Regions from separate parts of the Homo sapiens genome. Here all the other regions are linked to region 2. The links are chromatin loops, found by intact Hi-C in ENCODE. Cell type or tissue: endothelial cell of umbilical vein. All regions are shown on one strand.

Region 1 (8,000 bases), 410 kb after region 2:
AGTTAGTAATATTTTATGTGCTTTTGTTAGCTAATTATAGAATGTGGATTTCAGATAACATCTTTGAAGTGTGATCTAAAAGCTCTAGGTTGTAGATTGCAATTAACTTTTCTACCTATACACATGCCGCTGCTTACTTTGAACTATTTTAAAGTAAATTGCAGAAGATGTAACATCATAGATTTACAATTTTATTAATTTTGTTTTATATATTAGCATTAAATAGTAAAATGATAATGCTGAAACACTAGAAGAAAGATTTTTAAAGAATATTAAATTAATTGCATTTATATAAACATGTAAATTTGAAAGTTATATACTAAGCCCCAAATAAAAAATAGAAGAAAAACTGAAGAATGAATTAAAAATATTGAAGTTACATTAATAGAAAAAAATAAAGAAAAATATGCCTAATTTAAAAATAATGTTATTTATGTAAAAAGCAAAACAAACTGACAAAAATACAAGCAAACACTTCTAACCCAAAACTCTGGACCTAGCCTTGAACTATAGAGTGGTTTCTATTGGTGTTTGCCTTTAGAAAATCTGTGCAAAGTAGACATAGTGAGTCATCAAAGATTCTTATCCTCAGGGCATAATTGATTTCTATTGAAATAAATATAAGAAAAATTGTATAGATAAACAAGATAACATAATTGATGAATATCATTTGCAGGAGTAAAATATGCTACAATATGTTGTCACTAAAGTCATGTCTATATTATTTAGAGGCAATTATCCATTTGTGATTGAGATCTTCCATAAATATGTCAATCCATAATCAGCCCTTCCTTCTTCCTGCTACGGTAACTGCTATTTGTGAGCACTCACTTTGGATTATTAGCCATCTTTTAATGCTACTTCTTTATTATTTTTCTATGGAAAATTTTCATGAGAATTCTAAATTCCCTTATGACTAGAAACTAAGCCTTCTATCTTTCGTGTCTCCCATATTTCAAACTGTGAAAATATTAAGGCTATAAATATTTGTTAAGTTAAGCAGAATTAAATATTTTTGCTACCCTAAATTTGGTAGTATATTTTTCATTAGCTTTCAATTACAAGTCAGCAATAAAAAAAGATCTGTAAGATAATTTGAACATATGTTACACCGTGTTCTTCAGAGTCATTTAATAGTGTGTACACGCACAAGCACATGTGTGCACACACAAACACACACACCCCATATTCGGAGTCTTTATATTGAAGAACAGTGAAATACTCTATGCATTACTTAACCAAATGATATATTGTGCTCATTTTAAAATACGCTCTACAAAATGGACTGTGTTTTGGCATTCAATCGCAGTTCCAACAACTGTGTAAATTTAGAGGTTGAGCTGGAGGAGCACATAAGTCATCTAGGCATAGTAGTTAGCTTTGGAAGAGCAAAGATGCATATCTAAGCATTACTGTATCCTTAGCAGTTACCAGGGACATTACTGAAAGAGTACTCTAGCTGACTTTAGGAGCCAACGATCAATTGCATTCAAGGGACTCTTTGGATGTAAACATTATTAAATTATTTTATCCACAGTATTCATACCATTTTTGACTATCATTCTAAATTAACAGAGATATTCATTTAATGGGAAAATCTACCTGGAAAAAAATTCTTAATTCTTGTGACTTATGTAAAAGTTTTCTATAATAGGACTTCAAATAACTTTTTATCTCCGAATGAAAAAGGAAACAAAAACCCAGACATTCCTATTAACAATAAATCTTGCTTGTAAAAAATTTAAGCATGTGAGGCCAAAATAGAAGACTCCAAGTGAAGCAGAAAACGCGAGGCAAATGTAGAGTAACATTTTAACTTACATTGTTTTAAACAAGAAGTAACATTTTATGACAGACCGAAGTCAAACCTACATTAAAGAAGTGACATGAGAGTTTCATGACTCCAGTAGCAACTGAAGAACTGAGGTCAAAAAAGAAACCTCTTGGAAACAGTTGCGTGTTTTTTGGTTTTTTTTTTTTTTTTTTTTTTGAGACGGAGTCTCGGTCTGTCGCCCAGGCTGGAGTGCAGTGGCGAGATGCAAGCTCTGCCTCCCGGGTTCATGCCATTCTCCTGCCTCAGCCTCCCGAGTAGCTGGAACTACAGGCACCCGCCACCACGCCCAGCTAATTTTTTTTTATTTTTAGTAGAGACGGGGTTTCACCATGTTAGCCAGGAAGGTCTCAATCTCCTGACCTCGTATTCCGCCCTCCTCGGCCTCCCAAAGTGTTGAGATTACAGGCGTGAGCCACCACTCCCGGCCGCAAACCGTTGAGTTTTAAAGTTCAGCATGAAATAGTTGCAATACCTTGCCCTGGGCCACATGAAGAGAAACACCCAGTAAAAGCAAAACTTGTTTCACATGAAGCCAGAACATTAGCATTATTGAATATGGCATTACTCTTGCTATAGAAAATTATCATTTGCTATTGTTCTGTTAGCTTCTATAGAGTACCTTCCGTTTGCTATTCACCAGTAGCTTGAGCTTAAATTCATTTTTTTGCCCTAGAAGTAAAAATCCGCATTGTTTACTAGCAGATCTCTTTGGTTGCTGAGGGCAGTTAAAAGTCCTTGATTGTGTATGTGTGTGTGTGTATGTGTGTGTATTTATGGTTTATGTTTTAACCAGACTGTCAAAATATTGCTGTTGGGGTGAGAATCCAGATTTTGAAGAAATCTTATAGTTTTGTATTTATGTTTACTTATGTTTTAGATAAATGTGGAGAGAAAAGAATGGTCAAAATATTGGCCTCTCTGGTACTTTTTCCTCAGCGTATCGTTCTGCAACTCTCAGGACATTTTAACCTTTCGATTTGATCTTATTTTGTTTTGAATGGATAGTGTGGTACCGGTAAGCCATAAATTGCATTATTGCACACTAAATACTTTTAAAAAGCATGGTAGAAACTAACAATTGCAGGAACTATTATTTATCCTAATTGATCCCAGCTGAGCTTGGAAGGGAGTCTGGCCTGAGAGCCTTCAAAGGCTTGCCAAAAGGCTGTCAGGTTTGATAACTCACACCACGCTGAACTTGGCTCAGAGAGGTCAGTTACAGAGTGAACACTAAGCTGCCCCCGATATCCAAGCCTGCTTTAAAAATGCAGAAACACTGCCAGCTGACTCGAAAGCCGCTAGATTTTCAACTTTGTTTTAAGAAGCTCATGTTTTCTTGGAACTGGGGATGGGCTGGTAAGCAAAGAGAAGACGGTCCCACGTGGAGCTACAGAGCAGCTGTAGCTGTCCTGTGTGCTGGGAGGCATCTGTTTTTGTGAAAACATGGTTTACGCATTGGCCTGAAGATTTAGGATGCACTAGGGATATAACAAAATCTTAAATTATGCTTATTTGATTGAATAACTAAATGCATCCAGGAATTTGTATTTCATTGTTTTATATAATGATTTTCACATACAATTCATTTACAGATTATACGAAGAATTTTGTTGTTTTACATTATCAAAACTTCAGCTGAATAATCTCATGCATTAGAGTAATTTGTAACATTAAGTTGTAAGCACAGTTAAGAAAACAAAACAATATTTTTCTTTTCATTGTTACAGCCTCCTTGCCTAACAAAATCCCTGGGCTCACAATGGGATATCAAGAAATATTTGTTGGATGAATGAATAAATGAAAAAATAATCGCATGAATGAAGAAACTGGCCAATCTATTTTAAGGCTTTTCTTTTTCTTAGTTCAATAAACTTCCTTACTCTCGTCACTTTTTAAGACATTTTGGTAGGAAGATACTATTTAAACCATATACTTACAGCATTCTCTTCAAATTCTAATAGCAGCTTTCTGAAACTTTCATATTATTCATAGACAATATTTTTAAAGGAGCCTAGAAATTGGCAAGACAATTTTATAATGAAAGTTCTTTTTCTTCTCCATTTTCTAATTTATAAATATAGGTAGTAGCTTCTTTATATGTTTAACTTCATATCAGAAATATGGTCTAAATAGCATAATGGACTAAAGATGGCCACAAATTATTTGCCACTTTTCATTGAAATAAGGGGTTTCTATTCCCCTTGAATGTGGACAGGCCTGAAGACTGACTTTGACCAATATAATGGTCAGAAGTGACGTTGTGTACCTCTCAAGGTTGGGCCTAAAGATGCTTGCAGCTTCTTGTGTCACCTATGTTGGTACACTCCCTTTTGGAAGCCAGATGTCATGTAAGAGATCCAGGTGACCACCATTTTGTGAGGAAGCCCAATTTTCCCAGATGGTGAGGAAGAGAACACATGAAGGAGTACATGGGCTCCAGACATGTGAGTGAACTTTTTCTACCTTCCAGTGAAGTGAAGAGAGAGAGTGAATGGTGCTAACACTACAGGGCACAGCTGTCCAGCTGATTCCTTCTTATGTTCCTGACACATTGGAACATTAGGAAATAGAGATGTCTTAAGCCAGTAAGTTTTGAGGCACTTTGTATTCATAGCAGCATATATAGAAACATGCATTTTCTTTATTAAATATAACTTTGAAACATGCCAAATACGGTTATAACATATTCGGAAGAAAATAGTAAGTAATTCCACATTACAGTAAAACTTCTTTTTTCAATGTGAGTGTGATCCCCCTGGGGATAAATAATTCATTCCGATATGAATTTATAATATTAAATTTTCACACCTACTTAAAAATCAAACTGATTGAAGCTTTATTATATCATGACAACACTTAATACTAAAAAATCTAACTTTAGAAATACGGTTTTTAAATTTAGGTTTTTACTATAGTTTATTTCATAAATGTATAAAAAGCATGAATATAGTCACATCAGATTTTAATTTATTACATTCTTTTTACCATAAACAGATATCACATGTCAAGGTCCTATGTAGCTTTCTGTGGGATTTTACTTAGTAGACCCATTAAGCAAAATAGTTTCCTTTATTTGTTATGAAATGCATTAAATGATGAATTTCTTCATTTATTATCTCAATAATACTTAAGACTTCAAGCTGGGTTTAGGTCTGAGCTTTTTATCAACATAAACAATTTCCTTGAAATAGCCATGCTGACATACATTGATCATCTTAGGATCATCACTTATCTAGTTTAAGAAAAGATAATCCTTTGTATCAGTTCACTCATATTTAGCAATTTTGCAAACTATTAGAATTACATAAGATGCTCAAGAAGAAATGATGGATTTCAAATATTGATTATTTAACTCTCCTTCAAATACACTATTGGATCAAATATGTGGACATATTTCTTAAATACTTGTAAAACAAATGAAGTGTGACATATCCCCCTTACCACCTCTCCCCACTGCCACACAACAATTGAAAAACACTTTTTTTTTTTCTGTGACTTGGTATGAAATGATTCAATAGACTTATCAGCTGCTCATATGGATAGACTGGGCTGAAGCTGTAAGAAATGTTATACTTCTTCATGCTCTCTTCCTTTCTGTATTAGTTCGGCTATGAGTTTAAGCACGAGACAATCCCAAATGTGAGTAGAATTAACATGATAGAAGTTCATTTTTTCTCTTTTGTAAAATGTCAAGCAGTCAACACAGCCCCACTCTGCAAAGTCAAAAGTTTTCTCTACTTGTCTATATGGTAACTCTGCTGCTTCCCAAGATGCTATACTGCCCCTTCAGTGTTCAATATGAACAAGTGAGAAGAGGAAGAGAAAAAAAGGATGGCACACCTTATCAAAGGGCATCTCCCGGAATGCAGATGCATACCCATTACCCACATCCTAATGCAAGTGTTAGTTGCTTGGCTATGCCCAGGTGCAAATTTGGAAAGTATTTTTTATTTCCTGTATCTGTATGTAGAGCTAAAAATTTTTATTACGATGGAGGAAGGGGGTACAGAAATTTACAGACAGCTGTCTCATGTTTTTTTGATCACTTATTCAATTCTTTATGACCATTTAGTAGAAAACTAGCATTTTCTGCCTTTGTGGTTGTTTTAGTCAGTTTGGACTGTTATAACAAAATGCCATAGACTGGATGACCTATAAATAATAGAAATTTATTTGTCACAGCTCTGGAGGCTGGAAGTTCTAGATTAGAATGCCAGCATGGTTGAGTTTTGGTGAAGGCCTTCTTCTGGGTTGCAGATAGCCAGCTTGTTGCTATCTCCTGACAGAGTAGAAGGGAAGAACTCTGGTATCTTCAGCCCCATATAAAGGCACTAATTCCATTCATGACAGTTGCTACCTTTATAACCAAATCACTTCCCTAAACCCCATCAAATTTAGGAATTAGGTTTCAACATATACATTTGGGGGAGGACACAAACATTCTGACCATGGCAATATAAGACACTAATTGTAGATAATGTTCCAAGCTCTGTCTTCCTGCCTCCATTCTTATATAATTTAATATAAATAGATTTTTAAAACACTTAACTTATCCTTAAATCTGTCTGTGAGATGATATTACAGAGAAACAGGTTAGTATGTGTTTTGAAAGATTATTTAGAACCACATAATGTTAAATAGAGAAGCTATTGGTGAAAGTACAGACACTGTATTATACAAGCGGCAGAAAGTTTCTCATTACAAATGATCTTTACCTTTTGTCAATTATACCTTGTAGTAAATGTGTAAAGTAGGTCTTAATAAATAACCTCATCTAATATTATCAGGAATTATTCACCTTTCTATTTTTCTTTGTGGTCTATATCTCTCCCCCCCTCCCACCCTTTCTCTTCTGTATCATCTGTCTCTAGTGAAAGTACCAGGAAAAAGGGTAACCCAGCATAGCAGAAATATTTTAACCATACTTATCTTTCTTCAAGAGGAATACTATGAAAAAAAATGTGTTCTATCTCCACCTCAATGAGTGCTATAACTGTGGGACTGGGGATAGAACCCTGTCTTCCACCCTCTTCCTGGAGTAAGGAGGTAGCATCCCCCCACCATGGAGGTTGTGGGTGGAACTCACATCTACCCACCTTCTGCAGGAATGAGATGGCCTTCCTTCCCCGTAGAGACTATGACCCCTCTGACTTTCTCCCTTCTTCTGCAGTAACTGGGTTGTACCTCTCCCCAGTGGAGCTTATGTGCACAGCTCAGACTTCCATCTCCCTCTTCCATGGTATTCAGGCAGTCTCACCATCCCTGCAGAGATATGGGGCGTAAGCCTGTTCTCCACCCCATCCCAGTATCAGGAGGCACCGCTATCTACTGAAGCCTGTGGGTGTCACTCTGCCATTCATTTCTGACCAGTTTTAATGTGTAAGTGCCATTTCCCTATGGACATGTGCCTGGAACTCTGAATTCCACCATCCTCTGTGGCAGTGAAGTAATTTTCCTCTGTCTCCCCAGTCCATGATGAGAAGATTGTGGGGCAGAGTCCTGTCACCTGAGTCACATACAACTGTGACTGGGGGATACTGGACTCCAGGGGATTTAGAAACCAAATTGAAATTTGAACAATAGCTAACAAAAGTGAGCTAGGACATGTATTTTGAAACTAAACAGGTGGAATACCCACTTAAGTAAAAGATCGAAGTAATAACTTTAGTCTTACGTCATAATACATGTAGTGTCCAAATTATAGTCCAAAGTCACTTGACATACTAAGGACTAGGAGAATCTCAAATCAAGTAAGAAACGACAATCAATAGACTATAACACTAAGATGATACAAATGTTAAAATTATTGAGCAAGAATGTTAAACAAGGTACTGTAAAAATATTCCAAATAGCAATCTCAGCATATGGACAAAATCACAAAATGGAAATGACAGAGGAAAGGATCAGTAAGATTTAAGGTAGATTAGTAGAGATTACCCAATCTAAACAACGAGAGAAAACAGATAAGAAAAAAAAAAACTGAGCCTCAAAGACTTCTGGAGCAATAATGACATAGTTAATGTTTGTGTCACTGCAGTCCTAGAATGAGAGGAAAAAGGATATGGGGCTTAACAATTACTTGAGGAAATAATGACTGAAAACTTCCCAAATTTGGTGAAAAACTAATCTATAGACTCAGGAAACTGAGTGACTCCGAAATAGAATA
Region 2 (8,000 bases):
AATGACAGAGTGGAGTGGTGACAACGGAGACTATATGACTTACAATATCTAAAATATTTACTAGCTGGCCTTTTATAGAAAAATTTTGGTGAAATTTGCTTGTGAATAAATGAATAAAAAGTTTCTTTAAAAGGATAAATCACATTATGAATAAAGTATAGTGAATTATTCAGGGTAACTCTAGCTTCCATAAACCCCAATATTTTTATAATTTAAACAAAACTAAAGTTTCTCTGTTGTTCACGTAACAGTTAACAGGTTAGAAAAGCAGTCCCTCCTCATGCAGTAATTCAGGAAACCTGGTAAATGGAAATTCTTCAACGTGCAATTTCTGAGTAACCCTGGGTGAGAAATAATGTGCCCAGGAAGAAGAGTAGACAATGATATTTGGTGAACAGGTAGCAGATCCTTCCACAAATAGTTTATTACCACTGCTATAATTTTATTAACAATCATCCTCTTTATGCAAATGATTGTTCTAGTTAGTTTATTAAGCTACCACTTATTCACATGAATAATTCTAATAAAATTCTTCTACCAGACACCGAGGTGAGATAAATGACACTTTGGTAAGGATCATGACTTTGGTAAGGACTCAGGGAAGAAGGCAAATCACCTTTCGGTCATGGAGCATTTTGAAGGGAGAATAGTTTTCACATTGTGGGACTTCTGTTATTCAGAAAAAGGCTTAAGGCATTGAATTTTTTAGGATGTTGGGGAGATAAGTGACCAGAAAGGCGTAAAGGCAGACAGAAAAAGAAATGTGAGGTTCTGGAGGACAAGCTTTGCATCTTTGTCATTGGCTGCTCATGGCACAAGTTTTCAGGGAATGAACAGAGTGTTCTTGAGAGGTAGCATCTTGAGGCCACCCTGGAGCAGGAGCCAATTGCCTTTCAGGCAAAGTGACTCGCTTTCTTTTTGAACAGTTTCCAAAATAATATTAATAACAAAAATGATGGAGACAGTAGATTACAGAGCTCTAGAATTTCAGTGATAGAAATGAGAAAGCGATTAAATTGAAAATGTTTTCTTCTGGCAGATCAAGCTGTAGTTGTGTGGTTATAAATTCTGCATACTCATTGAGTCTTGGAACTCATGGAGATTGAGTCTTGGAGGAAAAATAAGCAAAAGAAAGATAAATTCGTTCCTTAAAAGACAAATTTCCTTAAAATTGTAATTTCAGGGGAAAATGTATGTCAGGTAAGAAATTAGTAATTTTGAAGAATCCTTCTATGTCTAGAAATTTAAGTTTCCCAATTGCTCCATGTACCAATTAGATATCTATTGAGCCAAAAACAGGAAAGCTAAGGTGTACTATAGTCTCTCAAGTAGTTCAGAAACACCAATTCACAGCCTAAGACAGTATATAATGAAGGAAAAATGTCTAGGACTCATTGCAGATATATGGTTCATTCTCTGGGGAAATTAGAGGATTAGCAAATCAGTTATCTATTGCTAAAATAATGCTGCATAGCAAACCATTCAAAAACTTAGTGGTTTAAAACAAAAATTATTTATTATTTCTCACAAGTTTATAGTTTGGCTAGTTGGTTATTTTCACCTAGGCCAGAAATATATGCTCTTGGTTTGGCTGATTCACACATCTTCAGTCAAATGGTAGGCCAGCTGGAGTTTGCTGTTCTAGAATGGCCTCAACCTGGATGATAAGGCTCTGCTCCATGTGGTCTGTCATCTTCCAACTGCTCTTGTGATCTCGTTCTTGTGAGGAAGACAAAGGAGCAAGAGAGAGAGGTCTTTGCTTAAAACTAGTATGCTGTTACTTGCATTACATTTTACTGGACAAAGTGAATCACAAGGTAGGCTAAGTTTCAAAGAATAGGAAAACAGACTCTACTTTTCGATGAGAGAAATTTTAAAGCCACCTGGAAAGGGTATGGATACAGGGAGATGTAGAGAATTAGGGCCATGTTTGCAAACAGTTTATTTCATTGAATTTTATCAAGGAAATCTTGGTAGAGGAAGGTACAACTTAGCTTGAGCTTTGAAAGTAAAGGAAAGAATAGGGGGCATTTTTTTAGGCAAGGATAACAACATAAATGAAGCCTGTAGTAGTAGTTTAATAGAAAGAAGGAGTTTGGTTCTACAGCGTGTGATACAAAATTAGGCATGTATTGAGCTGCTTCGGGGGGGCTAAACTGGCTTATATTTAGTATAAATCAGAATATCTGTACAGAATAGATCATAAATTCATCAATTAAGATATGGAAATATACTTATACGTGGTGTTTAAACTCCTGCATGATGGGATGTGTGCGTTTGTTTTTATTTGCCTTTTATGCCTGAGGACAATGCTGCTGTCTTCTTAAATTCAGCACCTATTGATTACCCCAGATAAAAAGTTCTCTTCACTAGCTCCATTTTATTTATGACTTATAGCAGGGTTACAGATTGTAAATACCCTTACACATTGTTTGAGAGCAGGGTGGTCAACCCTAATAGTCTATTTAAAATCTCAAAGGTTCAAAGAAGTATCTCTGAGAGTTGTGCAGAGATATAGTACAGGCTCTATTCCCGCCAGAAACGTGTACATGAAACTTAAAAAGGAAGGGGCTTCTCTATCTTAGAAATTCTCATACTTTTTGATCTTAGGACCTTCTTACATTGTTAGAAATTTGAGGATCCCAAAGAGTTTCTATTTCGGTTGGTTCTTTCTGTTGCTATTTACTGTATTTGAAATTAATATTGAGAAAATAAAAAATATGTATTTACTAATACATTACAAATAATAGTAATGGACAAAAGCAATTAATGAAAAATACTAAATTTATTTCCATAAATGACATATTTCTGTGAAAAGTAACTATTTTTTGAAACAAGGAAAGTGAGAAAACGTCATTGTTTCACATTTTTGAAAATCTTTTATGTCTGGCTTAATAGAAGACAATTTCTTTTATCTGCTTCTGCATTCAGTCTATTACAACATGTTATTTTGGATGAAACATATAAAGAAACTTTGGCTTCATGCAGATCTTTAGATGGAAGCGGGAGAAAACTGTAGGGTCTTAAGAACCGTATTTGGAAAACGCTTCTGTTTAAGAGCTCCATAAGATTTATCATGGCAGAAAAAATAAAAATTAAGAATGCAAAAAGAACATGTAACAAATTGTGATGTTTTTCTCCCCAAAGTAGGCTATTCATTGTGAATTTCCAAAAAAAAAAAAAGAACACCTATTTCCTCTAATTTATTAATTTGTTATAACAACAACAACAAAAAAAAATTATGATTTTTGGGCCAGTGCCCCAAATCTCTTAGTCATCATGCCAAAAATGCAACAAAATAGAATGTTAACCATGGGAAAAAGTTTCAAAGGATCTGACCAAATGCCCAGGATGAATTTGATAAAACGGTGACCTTACTCACATATAGCTTACTTAATAGTCAAGGGATTTTTTTTTTCACCGCTCAAAAAATTCCAGCCAATTTCACTGATATTCTTCCTTGTTCCAGAAACTTCCTCAAAGTTGACCTTTCATTCTCTGGTGACCTGGGCAAGAATTTCTCAGAAACCAAAAGCCTGGCTGTTCAGTTGGTTTGGGAGTGGCATTTCCTAAAGTTTTGATTGGAAAAGAAACCTGGAGTTCTAACAAATTCATTTTTAAAGAAATGAATTGAAGTTTCTTTGCCAAATGCCATATGCAAAGTTTATTACTAATTCTTAATAAACGTAATGCAATTGATAGAGAACGTGAAAGTGAATTATTAGTTCTGGTTTTAAAATCCCATTATATGATCTATATATTTCTGCTCCACTTTTAAAAGTTGCTAGTGATATTGGTATGCATCAAACCCTTGTGGTAGATTATACATGATCGAATAAATGATTTTAAATAACAAGAATTTTATAATCCAATTATAAAAATATACAATATTTAAAAATAAGACAAACGCAGAAGGAGAGATAATCACACAGTCTTCTCCAAAAGCTACCACTCTGTTTTTTTGCATTTAATTTTATTGGCATTATTAACAAAAACATACCTTACTCTGATTTACAACTTTACTTTTTGCTTTAGATATATGATGATTTTTTTCCCTTACATTAACCATAGACATAGTTTTTAGAAAAAAATGAAACAGACAACATATTTGAGGAGATGGGGGTCTATGTTTACATGTAAACAATGACTTAGAAAATTTGTAAAAAGTGACCTCAGAGGGACAAAGGGGAAACAAATCCCTTGGAAGCCTTGGATCCTCCCAGGCAGCTGTGGCTCTGTGTTTCCTTCCTATTAAGAGGGATGTGTGGTTTGTATTGTCCTCCTGGGAGAATAATTCTGTCATTTCCATTAGGAAGATGATTTATTGAGGGCAGTTCCTTTTTAAGATTGAACAGGAAAACCAGTGTTGCAACCTGATGGTGCTATTTCCTTTGTAAAACGCTTCAGTGCTGAAGTTGTAGCAATTACCTTGGCCTTGAACTGAATCACAGACACCTCTCTGATCCCTTCTGTAACCTTATCTGGTAACACACAACGGTAACCACTGTGTCCTCTTGGTTTGAGGTGGGTGAGAATCAGGGCATACAACTCCCAGATTTCTCATAAGAGGGCATCCAGCCCTGTAACAGATATCCCCCAAGGCCATCGTGGAGCAGCCGGGATGCTGCGTAGGGGTTACAAATGCAGATGCAGTTGTTAAAGGGAATTTGACTGCAGCTGGAAAATAATTTTCTAAGAAGGCATATGGCAAAACGTTTTGCTTCCGTGTACCAATATCTCTGCGTGCCTCCTTTATTCCTCATTGAACCTCGGGGAATATTTAATAGTTCAGTCCTTCTTTTAAAGGTATGGTGAAAGGCAGCATCACTGCATCCCAGCAGAGGGCAGTTTCCTCAAGCCTATAGTACACCATTGCAGGTCTCATTCATGCTCAGATGGTGGTTGTTCACACCTTGTTCTTAAGAAAAGTAAACTTGTATTCAGTGACCTAGTTACACAGCAGCTTGGGCTGTGCTAAACAGTCATTCATTCAGATACTTCCTTTAGAAAACTAAAGTGAATCCAGTTGCGGTTTGCAGAAACAAGCTCCACAATGAGAGTAAAGAGATCTGGGTACTGGTCTTGGATTTGTCACTAAATAGCCATTGTGCTGGTGACATTAAGCAAGTCACTTTAGCTCAATTCTGCATCTCTGGTGAGGGGTTTTGGACAGCATGACCTGAAGATTTTAGATACAGTAGAATTTTCACATAATACCTCTATAACCCTGATAAAAATATATTTCGTAGCTGAGGGTTTGGAGTTAAAGAAATAGAGATTCTTCTTTAAAGTAATGCTAATTCAGATAGTTTACCTGGTTTGCAATATAAGCTTTATAGGTTATCCCTCTTCTACAATTGCTGAACTAAACCATCTTATATATTAGGAAAACTCAATTGGGCATGACTGTGAGAGTGAGAAGAACAGATTTCTGGGCCTGTGTTGGCTTCTCTCTAGCTATATGACTTTAGGTGAATCACCCCAACCTTCTGATTTCCAGTTTTCTCATTAGCAAAATGAATGGGTTGAATTAGATCAATGTTTCCTCCAAAAGGACCTGTGATTAAATGAGTCTGGGGGAAAAGGAGGTAAAGATAAGCAGGGGTCTATACTGCATTGATTCTGAAACCATTTCCACAGAGTCATCCACCACAGATTTACTGGGAGCTGCCTGTCTGGTAAGACCTTTTCCAGGGTAACCTACTTTAAACAGTAAACAACTGTTCAGCCTGTCATTGACCAATCAGAATGAATGCTGGCTGCAACTCTGAAGTGGCTCTGAGACCCCCTCTACTAGTCTGTTCTCATGCTGCTGATAAAGACACACCCAAGACTGGGTAATTTATAAAGGAAAGAGGTTTAATTCTCACAGTTCTACATGACCGGGAAGGCCTCACAATCATGGCAGAAGTGAAGGAGGAGGAAAGTCATGTCTTACATGGTAGCAAGAAGAAGGGCTTGTGTAGTGGAACTCCCACTTATAAAATCATCAGATCTCATGAGACTTATTCACTACCACGAGAAGAGTATGGGGGAAACCACCCCCATGATTCAATTATCTCCACCTGGCCCCACCCTTCACACATGGGGATTATTACAGTTCAAGGTGAGATTTGGGTGGGGACACAGCCAAACCATATCACCCCCAAGTGGAATCTGGTATTTGTTTCTGGATCCTGGGGAGTCTGGATGCTCCTTCAGTGGTTACTTATCAGTCAGCATGGAAGTATGTCAATATTTTCACAACTGGTATGGCCCTACCTACCTGCACACTCTCACCCCTGTGCTGTCCGAGGTTGCAGTGCCTTCTCTAGCCTTGTCTCAGAATATATGATCCAGGACCAACAGCGGCAGCAGCCCTGAGAGCTTGTTAAAAATGCTAATTCCTGGATTCCACCCAGACCTTCTTAATCAGAATCTGCACTTCTGCAAGACCCCCAGGTGATTACTGTGTTCTTTACAATTTGAGAATCACTGGCATGCAAAACAGGTCTGGTTTATTTAAAATGCACAGGGCTGATTTGCTGATGTCTACAGGAGGGCAAATAGCTTGAGCCCAGGAGTTTGAGACCAGTCTGGGCAACGTGACAAACCCCCCTCTCTCCAAATATACTGGGTAAATCTGTGGTGGATGACTCTGTGGAAATGGTTTCAGAATCAACGCAGTATAGACCACTGCTTATTTTTACCTCCTTTCCCCCCAAACTCATTTAATCACAGGTCCTTTTGGAGGAAACATTGATCTAATTCAACCCATTCATTTTGCTAATGAGAAAACTGGAAATCAGAAGGTTGGGGTGATTCACCTAAAGTCAAATAGCTAGAGAGAAGCCAACCCAGGCCCAGAAATTAGCTGGGTATGGTGGCGCATGCCTGTGGTCCCAGCTACTTGGGAGGCTGAGGCAGGAGAATCACCTGAGCCCAGGGAGGTCAAGGCTGCAGTGAGCCATGATGGGGCCACTGCACTCCAGCCTGGGCAACAGAGTAAGACCCTGTTTCAAAAAAATAAATAAATAATAAAAAAATAAAGTGTAGTCTCTTTATGATGACTTGGCATAGAACCCTTTTATGATGGAATATATTGTGGGATGAGTGGTCAGTGAAATACATTTTGGAAAACATTGAACAAGATATCTGAAGTTCTCTCTAACTCTAAAATTCAATGATTCTGAGACAGTTAAATGTTCTCACATTTCTCATTTGTTCATAATATTCTTCAAATCAGTTCTACTATAAATTGGATTTACCATTGCCTTTGGGCACTCAAATGTCAATAAAGATTGGGGATATTTTTAGAACTTTGATTTTAATTTCTGAGATATTAAATTGATAAGGAAATGAAAATAATCTGGAACCCAGACAATATGTTTTGTAGGGGCCTAGAGTTTTTTAAAAAAATTATTTATATCTTATCATAGTTTATTTTTTACTGTAGTGAAATGCATATAACATAAAACTTACCATTTTAACCATGTTTAAATGTATAATTCAGTGACAATATGTACATTTACCATGGTGTGTGATAATCACTGGTCTCTATTTCCGGAGCTTTTTCATGATCACAACTGAAATTCTGTACGCATTAAACAATAAATCCCCATTCCCCCCACTTCAGCCTGTGGTAACCTCCATTCTACTTTCTGTCTTTGTGAATTTCACCATTCTAGGTACCTCATATGAATGAAGTTATACAATATTGTGTCTGCCATCTCATTTAGCATAATGCTTTCAAAGTTATCTATATTGTAACATGCATCAGGATTTCATTCTTGTACGTGGCTAGATAATACTTCATTTTATGTGTATACCGCGTGTTGTTTATTCATTCGTCTGTTGATAGATACTTGGGTTTCTAACTGGCTATTGTGAATAATACTGCTACAAACATTGGTCTGTTTGAGCCTCTGTTTTAATTCTTTGGGGTCTATGTCTAGTCATGGAATTGCTGGATCATGTGGTAATTCTATGTGGAGACTCTGAACTGTTTTCTATGGTGGCTG
Region 3 (8,000 bases), 120 kb before region 2:
ATCTGTACATTTGGCTAACTGATGTGGCAGATAGACCAGAGGCCTATTTGCAGTAGACATTGTTGAATCTTGTGGGAGAGAATTTATCCTCAGGGACAGAGATCCAGAAAGATAAGCTTGGCCTGACAGCCAAGCAGTGGTTGTGTGAGGGAAGTGGCTGCTCTGAATATGGCTTTCTGTTTGTTTTTGGATCCATCCCTGGTCCAGTTCTAGCTGAGAGAGAGAGACTTGATAATAAAAACTGAAGAAATTGTATAATTTGTATCTCTGTGCTTCACTTATGTGTGCAAAAACCACTATATTTTTCTAAGTGAAATAAATCTCTCAGTTCCTGTTCATTAGGGTTTGTAGAATATTTAAACTTAGTTATGTTTTGCTGGGTGTCCAGTCTTTACAACAACCAAGGAGCTTTTCCAATCCAGAAGATTGGGGTAAATCCTTTGACCTTCTATCCATCATTGTCTCTTTTGAGATGCTCATTGTTTAGGGTTATCTGTTCTGTTAGGAAATGGGTGGCTCTGGGCTCAGGATAAGAAGACTTCCAGGTGGTCAGGCCTTAAGCCATTATATAGCCCATTTTTTAGAGGTTCTGCAGCCCTTGTCTGTGGGTAGGAGGGGGGCACACTGCAAGTTCATTGTCACCACTGCCTTCTTTTAACTCAAAGAAGCCACCCTAGGTATTGGGGCACTTCTCTTCAGTTCAAAACATCACCTTCCATTACTCTTCCTGACTTCTTCTATCTTTATGGATCCGAAATATGAAAACTGTACTTTCCCCTGGAGTTGTAGTTGAAGGAGAGTTTAGACTTTTAAAAACACAATTGCTGGTACCTTCTATCTGTGGTGAAAGTGAGGAAACAAGGATTTTTTTATTCCTTTGTGAGTTTACAGCAGCAAAAGAAAAATGACAGATGAAAAAAGCATGAAAAAAGGAATAGAAAGAAAAAGACAATAACAAAGAGGCACTAGTCAGTTTTTCTTAACAGTAAATTTTTACAACAATTTTTACTAAAAGCCCAATATGCGCGGTAGGGTAGAATATTCCTTTAATTTCCTTCTGAGAGTGTCAAAGGGTGTCTTCACCTAACATCATACATACTTAGCACTGTGATTGTTCTTCATAGCAGCCATGATCTCCTGCAGGGCAGACCAGAGTTAGACAGAAGGTGAAATGTTAATTAGAAGTGGATGCACCTAGAACAAAAGGCAGGGTGTTGGAGGATGGCAGATCACATAAACCAGAAGGCAGCTGGGCAGATGAGAAAGAAACATTGGATCAATCAGCCAAGTCCTAGAGGATTGGATTTGTTTTGAAGCCTAGATCAGACATCCACTAGGGACTCCAAGAAGTACTCAGTGGTAGTAGTAGTTGTCAGAGGAAACTTTCCAGATAGCTAGATTTCTGCAGATGCAGGGATTTCAGAGATACCTTAATTTGATTTAGGGTGAGAATGTTTCTGTTGGTTTGTGGTTGCCCCTGATTCCGCTGTAGTACCATTCTGATTGTTTCTAGGATCTGCATGTTGACTCAACTCTTCCCCAAACTCAATGAATTATTACGTAAACAGCTTCCTTGCTGGATACGAGAAAATTTAGAAATATTCGTGTCCATCCTGTGCCCTCGCACAAGAGCTCCAAGCACTTTTGAAGGACTCTTAGATGGTGACCCCTCTTCCTGAGCCATCATGAGCCTAAAGATCTTGGCTCTCCATTGTGTCTCCATCTCCCCAGAGCACTGGTCATCATGGGAGGTTGGTAGAAAGTGCTTCCTACTTGCGTCTGCTACTCTTCATTTTCTAATTCCACACTGTTCGGAACTCTCAGAATGACAGCTTGATATCTTCCCTCCCCATTCCCTGGTTTGCATTCTTCTATCTATCTGTAGATTCATTTAAAAATTGTTATTTTCCATGTGCCAGAGACTGTGGGTTTCCTCTGGACTTTGTTTTCTCTTCTAAATTGGAGTGAATGTTCCCTAGGCCTCTTTGCTAATAGGACCTTGTCTCCAGGATTACAACTCAGCCTTTCTTTCTCTCCCTCCAACCTCCTCCACCCCCTCAGATCCCTGCTGGTTTCCTAATACCTTCTCTTGGTTCAATCTGGCTTTGCTCCTAGCATGCCTTTGTACTGGATGATTGGCTCATTACTGGCACAAGTTTTGACAGATTTTTAACAACTAGAATCTGAATCCCAAGAAATAATGTGTAAACCAGATTTTCTTAATCAGGGTTCCTCGTCTGAACCACAGAATATTGAACATGATTTGAATAACTATTTATTTCAATTCTCTTAGCAATGGAATGTGGAAAAGACATTAAAAGTATGTATACTAGTCATATAGATGATACTCGGATAAATTAATATAATGCTAATATTTATGAGACTTTTTGGTTATAAAATCCACCTTATTTAGGTCCCACCTGCTCCATGAAGACTTCCCTGACTCTTCTGGAATTTCCTTCTGTGTTCTGTATCACTTTCTATCTTTACTATATATTTTATCATTTGATCAGTTACTATTTTCTATTATTACCTGATTTCCTGTGTACCTTGTTTCTTGAAGTATTAATTCCTTGAAGGTAGGGTCGTTAGTTGGCACTAGAACTGGGGGTGTTAAATTAATATGTGCTAAATAAAATTGATCCACATTCTTCTCTACTTTTCTTGATGCACACCTGGTACTTGCATAAGGATTGGCCATTGGTATGTTGTTAAGATAATTCAATAAACACATAAGGCACACAAATATTTAGTTTCTATCTTTCTTTTGGTCAAACTAGAGATTTCTTCTTTCTCATCTTGATCTAGTCAATCATGAAATTCTACCATTTTATCCATGAAGGTTTCTTAACTTGGTTTCCTTTTCTCCATTGCTATCGCTTCTTTAGATTAGGCCCATTATCTCATTTTTAGGCTACAGTACACAGCATCTCCTAACTGGCTTTCTTGTCTTTGGTTGTCCTTCTCTGTAGCAGTTTGGTAAAACCTACAGTTTCTCCCATAAAAGCGAGCCATTCCTCTCCACTACACCTCTCTTGAATCTAGACTGGCCTTGTGACTGGCTTTAAGAAATGGAATGTGGTGGTGATGACGTTGTCCACATTGTGAGCTTGGGCCTCAAATAGCCTGGCAGATTTCACTCTTGCTTGTCCTAGAATCCTGAGACCATGTGAGTGAGCTCAAGCTAGCGTGCTGGTGCATATGAGGCCATGTGGTGGAAAACCAAGGAGCTCCGGCAGACAGCCCCCAATCACCATGTACGTGAGGCCAGCCTGGATCATCTAGCTGCCAGACAATTTGCCAGCTGACTGCAGACACAGGAGAGGGCCAGGTAGAATGAGCTGAGCTGGGCTGCTCGGAAGAACTGCCCTCAGGATCATGAGCTAACTATTCATTCTTTTAAACCTCTAGGTTTTGAGGCAGTTGTTTCTTTTGCAGCACAAACCAACTCATACGCCACTAAAAACAAAATCAGACATGTCCTCTCCTTTGCTTAAAACGGCAGAATGCTTTCCACCACATGCTATAAGTAAGACCCTGAAGATCAGGATCTTGCTGGCCTCTCCAGGCTTAGCTCTTATTAATCTGTACCTCATGGTTTTCTCTCTGGCAATGTGGAAACACTTAATTTGCCTGTGCACCGTGCTCCTCCTTCCAGTTCCTTTGCTCTTCCTATACCTCCTTTCACATAGTGACCCTCTACATAACCTTCAAATTGCAGACCAGATCCCACCTCCTCCAGAAAGCCTGATGGGTTAGATGCCTTTGCTTATGCTTTTCTAATACTCCATTCATATTCCTACCCCTACACTTAAGGACTTTCTTTTAAAATATTTATGTTAATACCCTCTAAGTAGATTGTGAGCTTCTTGAGGGCAAGATTTGTATCTTGTTTTCGTTGTGTTCCCTCTGCTTAGCAGGGTGAATGACTATTGAATAAATGCATACCCCAAGTTTCAGGAATGTAAAACTAAAATGTGGAAGAAAATGGTACCCATAATTTGTGGCTACTTTGTACCTTCTAAAGATCAAATAACCACCCATGATTTTCATCTATTTATTTTCATGTCTATAAATTCTATTTTTCTCCTTTACAACAAGTTGCTTTCTGATTGAGATATACTTTATGGATTCAAATCAAATTAGAAGCAAGAACACAGAGAATTTTTTTTCTCACTCACAGCAGTTGTAAACTATCATGCTTATATTAAAATTCTTCAAAATGTAAAACTTAAAACTGGTCTCACTTTTTCATAATTCTGAACTCAGAATAAATGAATTCAGCTAGCTTGGCTTCCTAGAGAAATTCTACAATTAATTTCAGAGTAAACTCCTACCCCCGCATAGAAACCCACCTAGCAAGAAGGCTGCTCAAGTCTCAACATTTATGAGCCATGAATGCAAGTGTTGACTGAAAGTTTTTTGCTAACCCCAGGTGGAGAAGTGAGGCATTTGTGTGGCATGAGAGGTCTACGCCAGTCATGCCTCTGGTAATGCGATTCTCAGCTCTGTTGAGAGCAACACATGGGGATTCTTCCATTTTTTTTTTTTTTAATTTCTGTTACATGCAGAGGCAAGTGCCCACTGTTATATCAATGAAAAAATTGTGTATCCAAGTGATCTTTTAATCCCTTTGATTCATTGTGTCTCAAAAATCACACAAATGATAACCTATGAACACATCAATAGGAATGAAGGTTGGAAAGAAAAGAATCCAATGAAAACAAGAAAAATTAACATATCTCAGAATCACCACCCTAATATCATACAATGATGAATAAGATAAGTACATAACACACATACCCTTTCTGCCCACAAAATTGTGGCAAGGCTGAGTCAGTCTATGTACAGAAAAAGATATGAATATTTTGCTTGGAAATCCAGTCTGAAAACAAAGAGAGGAAATGACTTAGCAGAAGATTTGCACATGAACTACCCAGTCGACTCTGAGCACAGCAAATCAAACTGAACTACCTGAATGTGCCACTTGCTTTTAGACATTATCGGATAATCATTATGTCATACTTTTAAAGCTTGTTTAAGATTTCAGGTTTGTCTGTGAGGCTTCTGTCACGTGGCTTCTAAGCAAAAATGATCCCAGTTGTGATTTTGGAAATGCAGTTTTGAAAATTCTGATCACAAGCAATGCTGTATGAGGGACTCGGGTAAAAGTGATGGAGTCGTACTCTCTGCCCTGATTACAAATGAGACAGCACTTGTTTGGATCGAGCATCACAGCACAGATAATTACATAAAATGGGAATGGGAAGCAAGATGCATGTACTGTCATTCTAAGGAGATTATTTTCTTCATTGCAATATTGATTTAACTCCGGACAAAAAAGTACTCCTTTTCGTGAGTTTTGTTTGCCTGAGTCTCTCTGAACTTGGGCAGGTTTCACTTGGCAAATTACAGTGGTGCAGTGGGAGGCAGAGGTTGGACATGAGGGAATGGAAATTTGCAATTAGACAGGCATGCTTAGGGTAGTTAATTTTATGAAATGGAGGCAAAAGTAAAAGCATAATTTGGTGGATCAACGGAAAGCCAAGTTTGATGGTTTTACGTTAAAAAGTGATAAGATGTCTGTTTTTGTCCATCAAGGCTCCATTTTCAGCTCAGACAACAATAAAGCAGTTGCTAGCTCTACAAAAGAGGGCAAAATAGAACCCGTGTCCTAACTGGAGAACATGGGGTGGCCATGTGCGGAAAGCTGCATGTAACCTGTGGCTAGAGAATAGTGTCTGGCATCAAGCAAGTACAACAAGTAGGCAAAAGGGATAAAAAGTTACAGGATGAACCATTATTAGTGGGGTATTTTGAAGGCAAAATTTCCTTGTACTGAAGATACTCAATGTACCAAAAAAGGCAACTTATTTTTAAAGAAGATAGTAATAAAGGTCCCGAATGAAGGAACTACAACCACTGTAGGCAAGTGTGGAACAAGCACAGTGTGGATAAGGGTCTCTACTAGTTTCTTCAGTGGAACTGGCCCTTTAATAAAGCAATGCAACGGGGTGGTCTATGCATGTGTTGTCCAATAGCCACCAGCCACCTGTGGCTATTTAAATTTAAATTAATTAAAATGAGATGAAATAAAATATTCTATTCCTCAAGCATATTTACCACATTTTAAGGGCTCAATTACTACACGTGCCCAGGGCCTAGCATACTGGGCAGCACAGACAAATCAGTTCCATTATTGTAGAAAGTTCTATTAGACAGCACTGAAAGAGCATTGTCTTGGGAGCCTGGGAGTGAATCATGAGTCTGCAACTTAGTAATGGAGTGGCCACTGTTTCCTCATATTTAAAATAGGGCTAGGTGATATAGTACCTACCTCCTGGAGCTATTATGAGGATTAAATAAATGAGTTATTTTTAAATAAGATGTGTAGAACCATGCTTGGTACACAGTAGTGTAGTATCAGTAGTTTTTAAATGAATGGAGCCTGCTGCCTATATTCTATAGTTTGTATATATTTAAGCTCATGTTAATTTTTAGTGGTAATGATGACTAACATTAATTGTACACTTAATCCTTGTGGGCTTGATGTTTTACTTCCTTTGATTTAAGTGCCATTAAAATCTCATGAGGAAGACTTGATTATTACTTAATAGATGAGGATACCTGTAATCCCAGCACTTTGGGAGTCCGAGGTGGGCAGATCACGAGGTCAGGAGGTGGAGACCAGCCTGGCCAACATGGTGAAACCCTGTCTTTACTAAAAAATACAAAAATTAGCTGGGTGTGGTGGCAGGCACCCGTAATGCCAGCTAGCTTGGGAGGCTCAGGCAGGAGAATCACTTGAAACCGGAAGGTGGAGGTTGCAGTGAGCCGAGATGGCACTACTGCATGCCAGCCTGGGAGAAAGAGCGAAACTCCATCTAAAGAAAAAAAAAAAAAAAGATGAGGACATTAAACACATAGATCATAGATCATTCAGAGTTAATTTTGAACTTTGCTGACTTTTAACTGCTATAGCATTTACCTGCGTGATAAACTACCAGACTCCCAAGTCTATGCTATATTGTTTTTTATCCTTTAAACTAAATGTAACACATGTCTTTCCTGGCTTTAACTCTGAGTTAAAGAAATGTTCAAGAATACCTGGTGTAATAGTAACAGCTAACCTTCACAAGCACTTAACATATGCATCACATAGCACGTAATATGTGTCAGTCACTGAGCTAGAAACTTTATATGCAGTATATTAATTAATTTTATCCTTATAATACGTCTATAAGTTACAAACTTGTATTACCCCATTTTATAAATGAGCAAATTTAAGCTCAGAGAGGTTCGGTAAATTGTCTAAGTTCATATAACCAGTAAGTCACACAACTACCCCAAGGACTCAAATCCTATTTCTAATGTCTGTTTTCATAAGCCCTGTGCATACTGTCTTTCAGTAGAGAGTACAAGAATACACAGGTAGTTGACCTAGGGGGATGCTGCCTGACTAGTGCAAATACTGGTGCTCAGAATAGACAAAGTCAAGGAACTTCACTTAATAGCTACTTATCTACTTAAACAAGGCTATTTTTGTCCTGTGCTATGCGTGCATATCCTGACTCGCCCTTTCCTTGGGGAAAATTGGGAGAAAATAGTACATACATGGAAATGTACTGTTAGCTACTGCGACAGATTTGGCAAGGGCTGTGGACCACAGCCTCTCAGCAAAGGAGGAGAGCATCCCTGCCAGCAAATACCTGCTTCCCAAGCTCAGTTCCATAGGATTCCCCCCTTGCACACTTCCCAGTCTCCTTCCAAATCAGCTGGATCCCCGTGAGAAAAGGAAAAGTGATGTATTTGGGAAGTCAGATCTAAGCAAAGACCAACTCTCTGCTTGGAGTTCTCAAAATAATTTTTAATGAGATAAAGCTTCTTGAGTCAGAGGATATGACATTCTCATTTGCATGATTCAGAATGGCAGTGACGCCACGGGCAGTCAGTCATTGGAAAGGAGTTCCCGAACATGAAACGCTGAACAATTAAACAGG

The links. Peaks named below come from ENCODE experiments on the same cell type or tissue, not always from the same donor. Only the 100,000 strongest peaks of a DNase experiment are listed, where the experiment ranks them.
Region 1: it touches region 2 in a loop (6-fold over the local background); 2 of 110 quality-filtered maps call a loop at or near these places.
Region 3: it touches region 2 in a loop (9-fold over the local background); 20 of 110 quality-filtered maps call a loop at or near these places.

Annotation. Positions count from the first base shown.
Region 1 is chr21:28,106,491-28,114,490 of GRCh38, reverse strand. The region is part of intron 2 of LINC01697 (long intergenic non-protein coding RNA 1697); the gene reads right to left. Among named protein-coding and RNA genes, the nearest start is that of LINC01697, 62 kb to the right of the region's middle. In endothelial cell of umbilical vein, no CTCF peak of the experiment used is centred here; DNase peaks (open chromatin) are centred at 3,010 and 7,950; H3K27ac peaks cover 313 bases.
Region 2 is chr21:28,518,995-28,526,994 of GRCh38, reverse strand. No RefSeq gene overlaps it. Among named protein-coding and RNA genes, the nearest start is that of LINC00161, 16 kb to the left of the region's middle. In endothelial cell of umbilical vein, a CTCF peak has its summit at 4,829 (motif pointing right); DNase peaks (open chromatin) are centred at 3,334, 4,364 and 4,834; H3K27ac peaks cover 2,419 bases.
Region 3 is chr21:28,634,007-28,642,006 of GRCh38, reverse strand. It overlaps a transcript of HEMK2 not described here. Among named protein-coding and RNA genes, the nearest start is that of LINC00161, 99 kb to the right of the region's middle. In endothelial cell of umbilical vein, no CTCF peak of the experiment used is centred here; DNase peaks (open chromatin) are centred at 4,856 and 7,986; H3K27ac peaks cover 4,167 bases.